Linked DNA regions of Homo sapiens: region 2 is linked to region 1. Evidence: chromatin contacts called from ENCODE Hi-C or POLR2A ChIA-PET data. All regions are on one chromosome and are shown on one strand. The core of a region is the stretch at or near the end of the contact, and the rest is flanking DNA. Distances in the headings are between cores, read along the strand shown.

The links. A loop is a pair of places that touch in the nucleus more often than their neighbours do. ChIA-PET counts read pairs that join two places held with the same protein, here RNA polymerase II (POLR2A). Pooled maps may share reads with other maps.
Region 2: a pooled map shows a loop between it and region 1 (5-fold over the local background). The contact joins two enhancer-like sites. A Hi-C loop is called at or near these places in 5 of 37 single-sample maps with no recorded cell type and 8 of 50 pooled maps. POLR2A ChIA-PET finds 5 or more read pairs at or near these places in 3 of 52 experiments (CD4-positive, alpha-beta T cell, activated CD4-positive, alpha-beta T cell and activated naive CD4-positive, alpha-beta T cell).

What each region holds. Positions count from the first base shown.
Region 1 is chr11:73,029,219-73,037,104 of GRCh38, reverse strand. All of the region lies in intron 3 of FCHSD2 (FCH and double SH3 domains 2), which reads left to right. Among named protein-coding and RNA genes, the nearest start is that of FCHSD2, 110 kb to the left of the region's middle. Within about 2 kb of position 2,609, at least 3 of the 41 ENCODE cell types and tissues checked have a DNase peak (open chromatin) inside an H3K27ac peak, as active enhancers do.
Region 2 is chr11:73,175,234-73,183,119 of GRCh38, reverse strand. It overlaps IUR1 (imatinib upregulated ABL suppressing lncRNA 1), which reads left to right and starts at 217. Exons shown (of 4, transcript XR_950294.3): 1 at 217-330. RefSeq lists an enhancer at 5,020-5,069. Within about 2 kb of position 5,524, at least 24 of the 41 ENCODE cell types and tissues checked have a DNase peak (open chromatin) inside an H3K27ac peak, as active enhancers do.

The DNA of each region.
Region 1 (7,886 bases), core at 1,360-3,859:
ATGTGAGTATCAAGAGAAGAATATAATAGAATTCTATAAATATCTTCCAGGTGATGAATATGCTCAAAGTCATATGCTCTTGAATTGATATCAGTATTTGGCAGTCCCTATCTGTGTGAAGACATTTGCAAAGATGAAATATTTAAAATCTAATTACAGATCCGCGTTAACAGATGAACGTTTGTAATGGATTTTGATGGTAGGGAACACTAACTTTGAATTTCAATTAAGCAGAATATGTGTATTACAGAAAATTGTACTCAGTTTTTAAAATTTTATCAATAAAAAGTTTGAGGAAAAAATTATGAGTGAACACAATATTTGTGGAGGAAGACTTCTTGAGGGTTGAAATGTTAGTACCTTGTATATAGTAGAAGTTAGGCTTTGTTACACGGATGAATAAATACACAAATAAAATTACCTATTACTCATTGGACTCAGTAAGATACCCAAAGTAGAACTAAAATTTATAGACTTGATTCTACATTTAATAATGACATTGAAAGTTTTTAATCACAGTAATCATGATTATAATTTATCAGGGACTTGCAGTATGCTAGTCATTGTACTCATCATTAAATTTAGGTTTCATTATTATGCCCATTTTACAGTTGAGGAAACTAAAGCTCAAAGTGACTAATGAAATTATTTTCAGTGTCAATTTATAAATAAATAGTAGAGCTTGGATTTGAACCCACATTTATTTGACTCCAAAGACCGATATAACGTTGTGAAATATTGTACAAAATAGTGATTATGAAGCTTGGGTTTTTTTTTTTTGTCTTTTATTTCCTATACTTCTTTGGTTGTTTCTTACCCTTCACACATTTCAAAATTATTATGTTGGCTCCAATACTTTAATGTTTCTAATTGTATATTTTTCTTCCTTTAAAACCTGCCCACAGGTCAACTCCACTGGGAAGCTTGGAAGTCAAATGACCCATGTTCTAATCCCAGTTTTACTACTGGTTCACTTTGAGCCCTGTCCAAGCCAGTCTACTCTTAGCCTTTAGTTTTTTCAACTAAAAGTAAGAAGTTTGCTTAAATATTTGATCATTCTTGTTTTAACAACATTAATAAAAACTGGGCGAGGAGTGGTGGCTCACGCTTGTAATCCCAGCACTTTGGGAGGCTGAGGTAGGCGGATCACAAGGTCAAGAGATTGAGACCATCTTGGCCAACATGGTGAAACCCTGTCTCTATTAAAAATACAAAAATTAGCTGGGTGTGGTGGTGCACGCCTGTAGTCTCAGCTACTCGGGAGGCTGAGGCAGGAGAATTGCTTGAATCTGGGAGGCAGAGGTTGCAGTGAGCCAAGATCGCGCCACTGTACTCCAGCCTGGTGACAGAGCGAGACTCCATCTCAAATAAATAAATAAATAAATAAATAAATAAATAAATAAATAAAAACTGAACATTTCAGTACTGTTCAGTACTTAAAATAGCATTTGGCATATTGTAGAAAATTCTCAGTAAGTACTTATTGAATAGATGAAGGTATTAAGCACTTAATGTATGCCATACATTGGGCCAAGTGCTTTATAAACACTGACTCATTTGCTTAGCAACAATGAAGTAGGTACTATAACTATCTTTATTTCTGAGATGAGGACATCCAAGATAAAAACAAGTTAATGGCCAGGCGCAGTGGCTCATGCCTGTAATCCCAGCACTTCGGGAGGCCAAAGGTGGGTGGATTGCTTGAGCTTAGGAGTTCGAGAACAGCCGGGCAACATGATGAGACCCCCGTCTCTACAAAAAATACAAGCCAGGAGTAGTGGTGCGTGCCTGTAGTGCCAGCTACTCTCTTGAGCCTGGTGGGTGTGGAGGTTGCAAGTGAGCCAAGATCGCGCCACTGCGCTCCAACCTGGGTGACAGAGCGAGACCTTGTCTTAGTACGTACATACATACATACATACATACATACATACATACATACATACATACATACATAAAAATAAAAACTAAAAACAAGTTAAATAACTTGTCAAGGTCCAGGAGTTAAACCTGAGAATGTGTGTCTGTGCTCTTAACCAGTATACTAGTTGTTCCCAATAGTGGCTGCATATCAGAATCACCTGTGAAGTTTGTTAAACTATCAGTGTCTCAGCCCCACCTCTAGAGTCTGACTCAGCAGGTGACATTTATCCTATAGTACTTTAGCTGCCTGTGGAGTGACCTTTTTAAAGGTACTACTTTGCACCCAGAGGATTTTCAGTTGTGTTGTTGACAGACAGATTGACAGTCTTGGTTCTTTTGACTTTTAGTCCTTCTATAATTTATTTTCTTTTGCTGCTTCGAAGTTCTGGTCAAAATTCACCTGATCCTTAATAAGTAAATTGCAATGCTCTATTTACTTTTACTTTAAAATTTGCAGGTCATTTTGTGCAAATAAGTTTATTGAAGTTGAAAAAAATTGGGAAACTTCAACAATGTAGGCGATGTAGTATCAAGAGTTAAAGCTTACTTTGACTGACTTTTTCTTTACTATGAGTATAAATTTGCTGAGTTCTGAGTATTGTGTTTTATTGATGTGGTTCCTAACTTGAGATGTTTTCACAAGAGTGGAAACTTTGATCTCTATTTCCTTGGTACAGGCTCAGCCTCTGGTACCGAATTTTAACATTAGTAACAGTTTCTGGTGTGTAATCATTTGTGTTTTAGGTTAGACAGCTGGAAATTGCTTCTTTCAGGAAGAGGAACGTTTTTGCATGTTTGTGTGCTACCAAAGTCAAATCAGACAGGCTACATGAGAATTTCTAGCTTCATGTTTTGAAGTAGGTGTGAGCACTTGGTCTTAAAAGGCTTTTAAAAAATTCCACTTTAACGTATCTGTAAATATATTTAAAGAAAAACCTTAAAGGGGAGGGAGAGCATTAGGACAAATACCTAATGCATGTAGGGCTTAAAACCTAGATGATGGGTGGATGGGTGCAGCAAACCACCACGGCACATGTATACATATGTAACAAACCTCCACATTCTGCACATGTATCCCAGAACTTAAAGTATAATAAAAATAATTTTTTAAAAAAGAAAAACTTTAGAAAGAAAAAAGCAACTCTTAAAAAAAGATGATATATTTGCTATCGGTATTAAAATTGTCTATTATATTTTCATGATTTCTATTCGTAATAACATGATAAATAAAATTTCTTTAAAACAACATTATTGAATGTTTCTGTGTCATAAGCGTTGTTTACCATCATGTTTCAACTTCAAGTCACGTCATCAAATAGGTAAATACAGTATACTAGTTGTTAACTGGGATGTGGGAAAAAACCTACTTAACCTAGTTAGCTTGGTGTCTTATCCAAGAATACTCATAACTAATTCACAGCAAAGGCAGTACAGTACTCAAACTCAAGTGTTGACTTCAAAGTCCTGGTCTTTTTACTATTGCCAATAACCATAAATTATATAAATTTGTATAGAATTCCATAGTTTGAGTATTTAATTAACATAGTTTTATCCTGGTTTGGGAGTGTGGATATGCTTGTAGTTGCTTCATATCTTTTAATGTTAGAGGAATATTCTTGTGGAAGATGTCTTGTGTAGCGCCCTATAATTCCTCCATTTCTGTGCTACATCTAGTAGATCTAAAATGTGAGGGGTCAGAGTATGTTTATAAGCGGAGACCTTAGAGATTACCTGTTTCTGTCTCTTCTGTTCATAATTCTAAAATTCTTTGCACTAAAACTTGTCCCATTTACATCTCTTTGCCTCCATACTGTGCATATCATCTTTGGACAGGACTAGAGTGGTAGCCTCCTATGGGTCTCCCTGACTGTAGTCTAACTACTTTTTTTTTTTTTTTGAGTCGGAATCTCGCTCTGTTGCCCAGGCTGGAGTGCAGTGGCGCGATCTCAGCTCACTGCAACCTCCGCCTCCCGGGTTTATGCCATTCTCCTGCCTCAGCCTCCCGAGTAGCTGGAACTACAGGTGCCCGCCACCATGCCCAGCTAATTTTTTATATTTTTAGTAGAGACGGGGTTTCACCATGTTAGCCAGGATGGTCTCGATCTCCTGACCTCATGATCCGCATGCCTCAGCCCCCCAAAGTGCTGGGATTACAGGTGTGAGCCACCGCACCCGGCCAATCTAAGTACTCTTAATCCATGTTTCCCACACTGCAGCTAGAATGATTTTTAAATCACATTTTAGTCTGATAATGGCACTGCACTGCTCGCAAGCTTGATTTCCTGTTGTCTTAAGGTAGTCCAAACATAAATCCTTGTGTGATATAGCCCTTACTTATTCAGTCTCACCTTTAAGCCATTCTCCCTTTTACAAGCTCCATGCCAGCTTGTATGAAGTTTCTTGAAGGGGCTATGTTCCCACTTGCACCCCACCTCTCGTTACAGGCTCTTTTTTTTTAGATGTCAATTTTCATTTCCTTTGGGGAAGCCTTCCCTGACTCGATCTCTCTGCTTTATGTTCCCATATACTTTCCTGTTGTAATACCTACACCAAATGGTGACTTCTTGAGTTTTTCCTCTTTGTTGTGCTTTTTTTTTTTCAGTTAGGAAGGTAATAAACATTTGCTTTAAAAATACTGAGCAATTAAGTGATAGAAATAGGCCAAGCATGGTGGCTCACACCTGTAATCCTAGCACCTTGGGATGCCAAGTCGGGAGAATCACTTAAGGCCAGGAGTTTGAGACCAACCTTGGCAATAAAGTGAGACCCTGTCTCTATAAAAAAATTAAAAAAATTAACCAGGCAATGCACACCTGTAATATTAGTTTCTTGGGAAGCCGAGGTGGGAAGATCGCTTAAGCCCAGGTATTTGAGGCTGCAGTGAACAATGATTGTGCTGTTGTACTCCAGCCCGGGCAACAGAGTGAGACCCCATCTCTTAAAATAAAAAAACATTGAACAATCCAGTGGTATAAAGAATAAAAACTAAAAGCTCTTACTTTTGAACCTCATTTCCAAGTTCATATGTATTCTAGAGTATATATGCTTACATGTTTTTTAAATTAAAATAGGACCGTGCTATTCATTTTTCTGCAGCTTATATATTTTTATTAAATATTTGAGACTATATAGCACATTCTCTTTAATAATTGTGTAACATTGCAGCATACTGATGACCATAATTTAGTTAATAGTTCCTCTTGGTGGATATTAATTTTTTAAATTAATCCCTGGCAGAATATACATACCAGAAGAACATTGATAATACCCATAATGTTTATTGCTATTCCCCCAGCATCTAATACAGTGCCTTCCCTATAGAAAGCACTTAATAAAACTTGTTAAGCAATGCATATGCCTTTTCCAGGCGAAAAGGCTGCTGTGCCAGCTCTTACCTGATTTGTGTTGGTTACCTGTAATGTATCAGTTCATATCAATGGTGAGAAATAGAATAACGGGAGTGTGGACTGGCCTTGGAGTCAGAAGGCTTGGGTTGGATTCCTGGGTATAAGCAGTGTTGGTTAATATGGTCCTTTGTTGGTCAGATTCTAATAGGATACTTACTACATTCAGTTTAAGTGAAGATCGAACAACATAATGCATATACAAATACTTTGTAAGTGTAACACCCAGTACAAATGTTGGCATTACTGTCTCCCTCCCCGTTCCTGGTAACCACTGCTTTATTCTCTCTCTGTCTCTCTTTTTTTTTCGGAGACAGGGTCTTGTTCTGTCACCCAGGCTGGAGTGCAGTAGTCACAACTCAATGCAGCCTCCACCTCCCGCCCTCAAGTGATCCTCCCACCTCAGCCTCCCGAGTAGCTGGGACTACAGGCACACACCACCACACCAGGCTAATTTTTATAATTTTTGATAGAGACAGGGTTTCGTTATGTTGCCCAGGCTGGTCTCAAACTTGGCTCTAGCAATCCACCTGCCTCAGCCTCCTAAAGTGCTAGAATTACAGATGTGAGCCACCGTGCCCGGCCTTTATTCTCTATTTATTCAAGTTTTTTTATTTTTTTAGATTCCATATATAACAGATCAAATAGTAGTCGTCTTCTTTCTATCTGGCTTATTTCACTTAACATATTCTGGATGAACCCATCCAGATTCATACATGTTGTGACAAATAGCAGGATCTCCCTTTTTTTTAAGGCTGAATAGTATTTCTGGAGGTGTGCGTCAATGTGTGTGTGTATGTGTATGTGTATACTACAGTTTCTTAGGTCAAAGGATAAAAAATAGCAGAAATTCAGGACGCGCAAGTATAGAGATATAATGTGTATCATGAGGACTATAGTTAATAATATTGTATTCAGGATTTTTTGCTGAAAGAGTAGGCTTTAGGTGCTCTAGGCACACATACACAAAAAGGGATAACAATGTGAAATGATGGATATATTAAATTTGCTTGACTGTGGTAACCATTTCACTATCAATATGTATAGCAAAATTTCATGTTGTACGTCTTAAATATATACAGTATTTTTTAAATGTCAGTACTATTAATATATTTTTCTTTGTTGGTTTTGTGGATTGATTTGTAGCTCCAATGAGGTTTTTAAATAGATTAAAGTATTGACCACCACCATCTTTACAAAGTTAAGGTCATCAGGTAAGAGACCTTATACAATGCCCAGGAAGCCGTAACAGTATTCTTGAATGTTACTCTGTGTTTAGGGCTCTGGAGACATATACAATCCATCCCTATTGCCTTTCCTGGTTGGCGTAAAAACTATATACTCACTTGGATACATTTATGTATGGTAAATTGAGTTTTGTATATTCAGTTGTGAAAATATCTCCTTTTGTTTTTTTTATTTAGTATAATCTCTCTATTGCATCATCTCTTGAAGAACAAGACAGGAACTTTCTCTTATACATACTTCTAGAATCTATGCTAGTACCTAGCAGAAGTGCACATCTTCCGATAAGTGTCTTGACTTTTGGACAAGATACTGTGATTACCCACACACGCATACATATACATAGGAACTAAGCAATCAGTTGTGGGTTATGTGGGGTTGTGGGGGTACTGCTATCATGTAGCAGTTTTATAACTGTAGGCAAAAATATTTTCAAACTAATGGCATTCCCTTGGGTATTTCTTACCTATTTCTTTGTATGCTTTGTGATTTTTGTTGTTGTTGTTGTTGTTGTTAAAAACTGGCCATTTGAATCTAATAAGGTGGTGACTCTGGACATCAGATTCTCCCTCTTTCTGAGGTTTTGCTAGTTTGTTTTTGTTTTTGTTTTTCTTTTGTTTTTGATTAACATAAGTAGTCTCCATGCTGAGGATCAGCCTGAGATGTAAACTTAAGGTCTTCTCAGGAATTTTCTGAGCCTGTGCCTTTCTCTGTATATTGTGGTGACTTACTAATTTCTCTCAAATATGCAATTGCCCTTCAATGTCCTAATTTTCAATGTGTGGTTCTCAAAAGGTGGGAAAATGAAGACAGGGAAAAAGGACGCTGTCCCTTTAAGTTCCCCGGAAGTCACTTCAGCCTAAGGGGGAAGGGCTTGTAGCAATAGGGAAAGGGTGCTGCAATGACTTCCTACCTCTGTGTCTGCACCTCCACAATCATAAGCAGCAGTCAGTGATCATAGCACAAGATAGGGTCCCATTTGCCCATCCTGGCTCCCATAAGGAGCATAGGAGTTGTTCCAGGAACATATGCATGGCTGCCTGCCAATGGGCCAGGGATAAAGATGGGTAGCCACAGCTGAGCTAAGAGCTGAAATTGACCTAAATTAACTGTAATTTACTCTCCAAATCTTTCTCTGGGAGTTGCAAGTCCACAGTGGCTTCTAGAATTCTAAAATAATTGCATCAAACCGATCTTGCCGCAGTGTGATTGTTGTCTAGGTTGGGAGACAAGATTCCTGGTCCTTTCTGCTCTGCCTTATTCTCAGAATTTGCTCCTACAATAGTCTTGTAAGTGGTTTCCGTATCTTTTGTTTTC
Region 2 (7,886 bases), core at 4,275-6,774, 140 kb before region 1:
CAAAAGCAGCTGGGATAGGCCTGCTTGGAGGTGGGGTGCTGGAGACAGGGGTGCCCAGCCTGTTCACAATAAGAAGTAACCACGGTAAAGATACAAATAGTGTCCTGGGACAGAAGCCAAGCCACCTTGTTATCTACTTTACCAGCTAAGCCCAGAGAGGGTGGAGCAGGCTCAAGGTCGGCTGCGGAGATCCTGGCCTCAGCTTCCCAGCAGAGGGCTCTTCTGCAGAAAGTGATCCCAGGATAGGGGGCTGCCATGGGAGTCAGGGATTTGCACCCCAAATTTCAGGTGGTATCTGAGCTCTGTGTGTCCTTCCTACCCACCTCTCAGGTAAGTGGCTTTCCTGGTATCATGGGGTTGGAATAGGGGGAGGGAACAGTTTTATTTTCTTCTTTTGCTGCTCTGTTTTTTCCCAGTCCTCTACACTGGGCAAGTACGACCTTTGTTATCGCAGAAAATGGCACAGGCTGCTGTTGATGTTTTTTAAAGAACATTTTCAGGATGGGTTTCCTAGACCTTGCAAAAAGTCAGTGTTACAAAATCCTGCAACTTAAAGGTATCCAGGGAGATATAGCAAATGTAGCAAGGTATTAACAATTGATGCTTGTAGGCAAAAAGTATGCCATTGTTCATGATACTAATCTTTCAATTTTTCCATGGATTTAAATTTTTTAAAGTTTTTTTGGGAAAAAAAGCAAGATATAAAACCATACACACAATGGGAACCAAAAATTGGAAGGAGAGAACACTAAACAATAAAACAAAATCTTCGTGACCTCGAGTTAGGCAAAGATTTTATAAATATAATACCAGAAACATGATCTGTAAAGGAAAAATATTTGTAAATTGGACTTCATCAAAATTAAGAACATTTGCCTTTTGAAAGAAACCGTTAGGAGAATGAAAAGACATGCTACTAACTGGGAGAAACTATTGCAGTACACATATCCAAGAAAAATTTGTATCTGCAATATAGAAAGAACTCTCAAAACTCAATAATAAGAAAACAAACCACCCAATTATGAAAAAAGAAAGGAGGCAAAAGATTTGAACAGATATTTCACCAAGTAGGTGTATGGATAGTAAATAGGCACATGAAAAAATGCTCAAACACATCATTACCTATTAGGAAAATGAAAATTAAAACCACAATGAGATACCACTACACATCTATTAGAATGGCTAACATTAAAAAGACTGACCATACCAGGTGTTGGTGAGAATCTGGAGAAACTGGAACTCTCACACACTGCTGGCAGGAGTGCATAATGGGGGAATCACTTTGGAAGACATCTTAGCAGCTTCTTAAAAATTAAAACACAAACCTACCATATAACCCAGCCACTCCACTTCTAGATATTTACTCAAGATAAATCAAAGCATATGTCCAAAGACTTATACACAAATGTTCAAAGCAGCTTTATTTGTAAAGCAGCTTTATTTGTAATAGCCTCAAACAGGAAACAGCTCAAATGTCCATCAACAGGTGAATGGATAAACAAATTGTGGCATAGACATGCAATGGAATACTACTGTGCAAAAAGCAATGAACTGGTGGATAACTTCTGGAATGGTGGCATGAGCAGCTCTGCAAACCTTCCAGACCTTCTTTCCAGCAGAACAAGTAAAACTGCTAAAGTTATACATACATAATTATCTATTTATATTTATATTGATATCAATATAGATGTATGTTCCTGGGAATTGTCCTAAGGGCATACAGCAGATGAAGAAACATTTATTCAAGAAAACCTACTAAATTTCAATAAGAATAGTAAGAGTCTGGGACATTTGAGCTACGACTTGCTCATTCCCTGGCCCCGTGCACCTCCAGCTCAGCATGATGGAAACTCCACTCCAGGCAGATGAAGCCAAGAATGCAGGGCTCCTTCTTCTCTGAGATCCCAATCCTCTCAGCTCTGTGTTGCTGGAAAAATTTGTTAGCCACCTGCAAAAGAACAAAGTTGGAATCTTACTTTATTCCACATGCAAAAATTAACTCAAAATGGATCAAAGACCTAAATGTAAAAGCCAAAACTATAAAACTCTTAGGAGAAAACATAGGGATAAGTCTTCATGACCTTGGATTTGGCAATGTATTATTATTATTTTTTCTTTGAGACAGAGTCTTGCCCTGTTGCCCAGGCTGGAGTGCAGTGGTGCAATCTCGGTTCACTGCAACCTCCGCCTCACAGGTTCAAGCAATTCTCATGTCTCAGCCTCCCAAGTAGCTGGGACTACAGGCATGCACCACCACACCCAGCTAATTTTTGTATTTTTAGCAGAGACAGGGTTTCACCATTTTGGCCAGGCTGGTCTCGAACTCCTGATCTCAAGTTATCCACCCGCCTTGGCCTCCCAAATTGCTGGGATTATAGGCATGAGCTACCACACCTGGCCTGGCAATGTATTCTTAGAACACCAAAAGCACAATCAACAACAAGAATGGGGGAAAATATTTGCATATTATGTATTGGATAAGGAATTTGTATCTAAAATATATAAAGCATGGTTATAGGCTGGGGGCTGTGGCTCACACCTGTAATCCCAGCACTTAGGAAGGTCGAGGCAGATGGATCACTTGAGCCCAGGAGGTCAAGGCTGCAGTGAGTGGTGACCATGCCACTGCCCTCCAGCCTGACAGAGCAGAACCCTGTCTCAAAATAAATAAATAAATAAATAGAATAAAAAGAACAAGGATACCAAGAACCAAATGCAATGAAAGAACATTGACTGGATCTTGAATTCCTCCTCCATACTCCCCCAAACTCCCCAAAATAGCTGTAAAATCCATTTTGGGAAAGTTGGGAGATATAGGAATATGGGCTGGATATTAGATGATAGTATGGAATTATTGCTTTTCTTACTATTATGATTGTGGTTATGTATGAAAAATCTTTGGAGCTGCACACCAAGGTGTTGGGGGTCATTCAGTGTCATGGTACCTGTGACTGCTTTCAAATGGGTTCAATTTTTTTTTTTTTTGAGACAGTGTCTCACTCTGTCACTCTGGCTGTAGTGCAGTGGCGTGATCTCAGTTCACTGCAGCCTTGACCTCCCAGGCTCAGGTGATCCTCCTGCCTCAGCCTCCTGCGTAGCTGGGACCATCATGCGCAGCTAATTTTTGTATTTTTAGTAGAGACAGAGATTTGCCACGTTGCCCAGGCTGGTCTTGAACACCTGGGCTCAAGCAATCTGCCTGTCTCAGCCTCCCAAAGTGCTGGGATTACAGGGATGAGCCACCACCGCACCTGGCCCTAGTTCAAATTTTAAAAAATGACAAAGCAATGAATGAAATAAGGCAAAACATTAATCGTTGAGTCTAGAAGAACGTATGGGTGCTCATTTGCTTATTGTATACTTTTTTCCTTTGTATTTGAACATTTTATTTTTTAAAAAATCAGAGGGAGGCTGGGCACAGTGGCTCACGCCTGTAATCCCAGCATTTGAGAGGCTGAGGCAGGTGGATCATTTGAGGTCAGGAGTTTGAGACCAGCCTGGCCAACATGGTGAAACACCGTCTCTACCAAAAATACAAAAACTAGCTGGGCATGGTGGCATGTGCCTGTAATCCCAGCTACCTGGGAGGCTGAGGAAGGAGAATTGCTTGAGCCCGGGAGGTGGAGATTGCGGTGAGCCGAGATCATGCCACTGCACTTCAGTCTGGGTGACTGGGTGAGGTCCTGTCTCAAAAAAAAAACAATCAGAGGGAAACATGAAAAAGCAATCACCTGCTGGGTATACAACAGAGCTTCTCTGGGTTCAGGAAATGTAGAAAGAAGCCTGAAGTTGGGGGGTAGGCAGCCCAGGTGGGGCCAAAATCTGGAGCCCTCAAGCTTCCCCCTAGAAGGAAATATGCCAGGGGGATTGGCAATGGGGAGGAGCCCCTTTACCTGGCCTCAACCCATGCCAGCAAGGTGCAAATAAGTGGCTTTCTATGCATTTTCTCATTTAATCCTCACCACATCCCATGAGTCAGGTACCATTATTATCCCCATCAGTTGAGGAACCTGAGTCTAGAGTTAAATAACTGCTTAAAGATCCTTCTCCAATCTAAGGGCTGGGCCTGGGCTTCTTGGAGGCCAGGGAAGTCATAGGTTTGTGTCCCCTCAGATCAGCCTGTGGGCAGCCCGACCTAGCTCCTGCCCTGGGGGAAGAGGGGAGGCTTTCAGGAATCAGGACCTCCTCTAGGTAACCAGACCCAGAGGGAATGGGGTTGGAGTTTGAGGCAGGGGCTCTGTACCTGCCCAGACATTGAAGGTCAAGAAAGGAGGTAGGTATGGGGCAAGGAAATTCAGACAAGCTGTGTCGGCCACAGGTACCCAGGGTTGTGACTTTTCAGACCTCGTATTCTGGCACTTCTTCTGCTGTCCCCCTCCTCTCCACACCTGTCACCCTCAAGCTTATACACACAAGCTCACTCTTCCATGCCTTCGCATAGTCTGTTCCCTGAGCCTGGAATGCCCACGGCTCACAAGATGAATTACTATCATTCTTCAAGACCCAGTTCCAAGTCCCTGGCTCTGAGCTCCCTTCCCCACCCTACTTTTTTCTATTAGATTACAATTGATTCCTTGAGGGTCCCCAGGCCTGCATAGGACCTGGCCTAGAAGACAGTGAGAGTTACATTGATGGCAATGCCTCTTTTTCTTGACCCTGTGGTACTCAGCGACCCTCCTCGGCCCCGGGCTTTCTGCTGTCACAGCCTCCACATCCTGAGTGGTCACTCTCTGTGGGTCTTCTCCCCTCACATCTGGGGTCACAATTTCTTCTATGTCCCCAGCGCCTAGCATGGGGTGGCTCAGAGGTCCCACAGAGAGCGAAGGTTTGTGGTTGCATCTCTAGCGGGACTCATGTCACACCGACTGGGCACCAGGTGGCACTGTCAGCCCAAGTAAGGGTTGGGGAGCCCCAGGCCCTAAGCCTCTGGCTCTGGTACAGCTTGGCACACACAGATGGGGCGGAGTTGTCAAAGCCCCAAATTCCAGAGCTGCTTCTCCTCACCCCATCCAGTGCGCTTATGCCTGATTTTAAAGCTTAGGATGTCAGGGATGGATTGAGAGTGGGGAGTCTTCAGTCCCCAAATGCAGACAGGAATAGCAACCTTCACGAGGCCACACAGCTGAACCTAGAGAACCCAGATGAGAGGGGTCCAGGTGGGCAAGCGGCCAGCTAAGCACCAGTCATTTCCTCCAGACTCTGCCACAAAGGACTGTGTAATGGGACAGCCCCTTCCCTTCTCCGAGTCTGCATCCTTCTGCCTCATGTTGGTAGCGAGAGCTGAGAAAATGGCCAGAGTGCCGGGTTCTGGTCCTGATTCTGGTTCTCGTGTGCTGCTGTGGCCTGTGCCTACTTCCCTGAGCCTAAGGGATCCTGACTGTTAAATGGGGGCTGGACCCAAGAGCTCTGAGCTGCCAGGACTCCAGGATCCTCACTGGGTAGGAGAGGCCTGTGTGTGGGGCCAGTCAGCATCTTGGCCAAGGACAGGCTGCTCTGGGAGCTGCCAGACGGGAAACATTTTCCGGGAGCCGGAAGGGCTGGCAGAGCCCAGGGCCAGGCTGAGCAACCACAATGGATCCTTGTGTAGAGGTTTAGCTTGGACACACCCACAGGCCCAGCCCCTGGGCTGGGGTGGACCCTGCTTTCTGATCTGCTTCCAGACCCAGCTCCTGAACAACCCAACCTAGGTCTAGAGGCAGGAGCATAGGATGGGCTCATGGTCCAGCTCCAGAGTGATGCTCACAGGCTTGGTGCCAGTGTCTGAATCTCCAGCATCAGCCTTTCTGGAATACTGTTGCCTAAATAACCTTACACAAAACTCAACACCCAGCTCTCCAACCAGAAAGGAGTTCCAAGAGGGCAGGGAGCAAGTCTTCTCCTCAAGCCAACTCAGGGAGCTCGGGACAGACAGTTGGACCAGCCTGGTTTGCTGAAGATCCCTGGCTAGGTGATCCATCTGGGACACCTGGGCTCTAGTCCTGGCAGAGCCTTAGTTTCCTCTTCTGCTCATGGGAGGGAAGGAAGATTGTAATACTTGTTTAAGGGGACACAGACACTGGGGCGGGGGGGCTTCAAAAATATCTACACAACCATCCCCCACACCACCCTGCCTCAGGAAGGACTCCACCCAAACCAATCCAGGTAGACTTGACTCATCCTCCCCTCTTCCTGCTCCTCCTGTAGTCCTGCCTGAGGCTCTGTGCTGCCTCTGAAGCAGCCCTTGGGAAGCCCTTCCAGACACCATGTGGGCTGCACCAGTTTCCCCTTCTCTGGCTCCATGGGCTTGTATTCATTGCTCCTCAGGGAATGGGGTCCTGCTGGCCTAATGCTCACAGTCATCTCAGAAGCTGCTGCTGGAGTCTGTGATTTCACCCGGCTCCCGGGGGGATGCTGCATCAATCACCTCTGTGAGGTCCAGCAAACTGTCCTAAGCATGGAAGGAGATGATGCACATGAAGGCTCTGCACATAAACTCTACCGCACCATGTAAAGCCACTGTACTAGGATGAAGAGCTAATATTTACAAGATGGAATTTAAAAGAGAAATGCAAGACTTTGCACTTGGATGGAACAAAAAAAAAAAGGTTGAGGTCTTAGATGAAAGGAATGCAGTGGGACGTGGCCAGCACAAAGGTAGATTTGATGTCTGGCTGCATTAGCAGAGGCAGAAAGCCTCTGGACTCATCCAAGCCTGCTCTCACACCCTCATGCCTGTCTCCAGAAGCAGCCCCTTCAGCTCTGAGACTGCCTTTTGCACACTGAGCTAAGACCAGCCTCTCGTGACATCCCCATAGTCTCCCTTGAGGCACAAAGGGAGCTGCCCCATGGCCTTGAGATTGCCCTATTCAACTGAGAGGAGAGTGGCTCTGCTTCTTCTCTGCTCTGGGTCTGACACCACCTGGGCAGGGCCTACAGCTCTGAAGCCATGCCTAAGAAAGGGGAACAAAGGTCCACAGAAGAGCCAGTTGGGAAGTCGTGGATTCCTCCACTGGTGGGGCTGACCAGCAGCCTGGGACACCCCTCATGTTAGGGCTGTGAGAGTCTACAAATTTCTAAATTGATCTGAGAATCTGAGGTTCTGAGGCCTGAAACCACTTGGAGGTGAGAAACTCAGCAAGCCAGGAGCCATGCTTTTTGTCCATCAGCTGTTTATTTTGTGTGGCTTTATTGCTGAGTGTGGATCAATAGACTTAAAAAAGGAAGAAAGAGAGAGAGAGAAAAAAAGAAAGAAAGAAAGAGAGAAAGAGAAAAAAAGAAACTTTCAGTGGGAGGCAGGGCTCCGCTGTCCAAGGTCACTTCGGTTTATTTTTGTCACTGGGACAACTGGGAGATTGGGAGCAAGGGCAGTGCCTGGAATTTACTCCTGGTTTCCTCCTCCCTACCATGTCCTTGCATTGTCAGCCCTGGGTCCTAAACCCAACCCAGCCTGGGTAAGAACAAGAGTGCAGGCTGTAGAAGTGGGCAGACCTGGGCCAAAGTTCCTGCATTGCCATCTACCATCTGTGCGGCCTTCGGCAAACTGCTTCGCACTTCTGAATCTTTTTCTCTGATTTGTTAAACATGAGCAAAAACATCTGCCTCCAAGGCTGCTGTGGGGATTAGAAGGAAGATGTGTCACATCAGGGCCCTGGTGCATAATAGGTGCTCAGTAAATGTGAGCTCCTTTCTCCTTGCTCCTTGCTCTTTCTTTTCTTCCTTTCTTTTTTTTTTTTTTTTTTTTGAGACAGAGCCTCGCTCTGTCACCCAGGCTGGAGTGCAGTGGCTCGATCTCGGCTCACTGAAACCTCCGCCTCCCGGGTTCAAGCATTTCTCCCTCCTCAGTCTCCTGAGTAACTAGGACTGCAGGCGCCTGCCATCATACCTGGCTAATTTTTCTATTTTTGTAA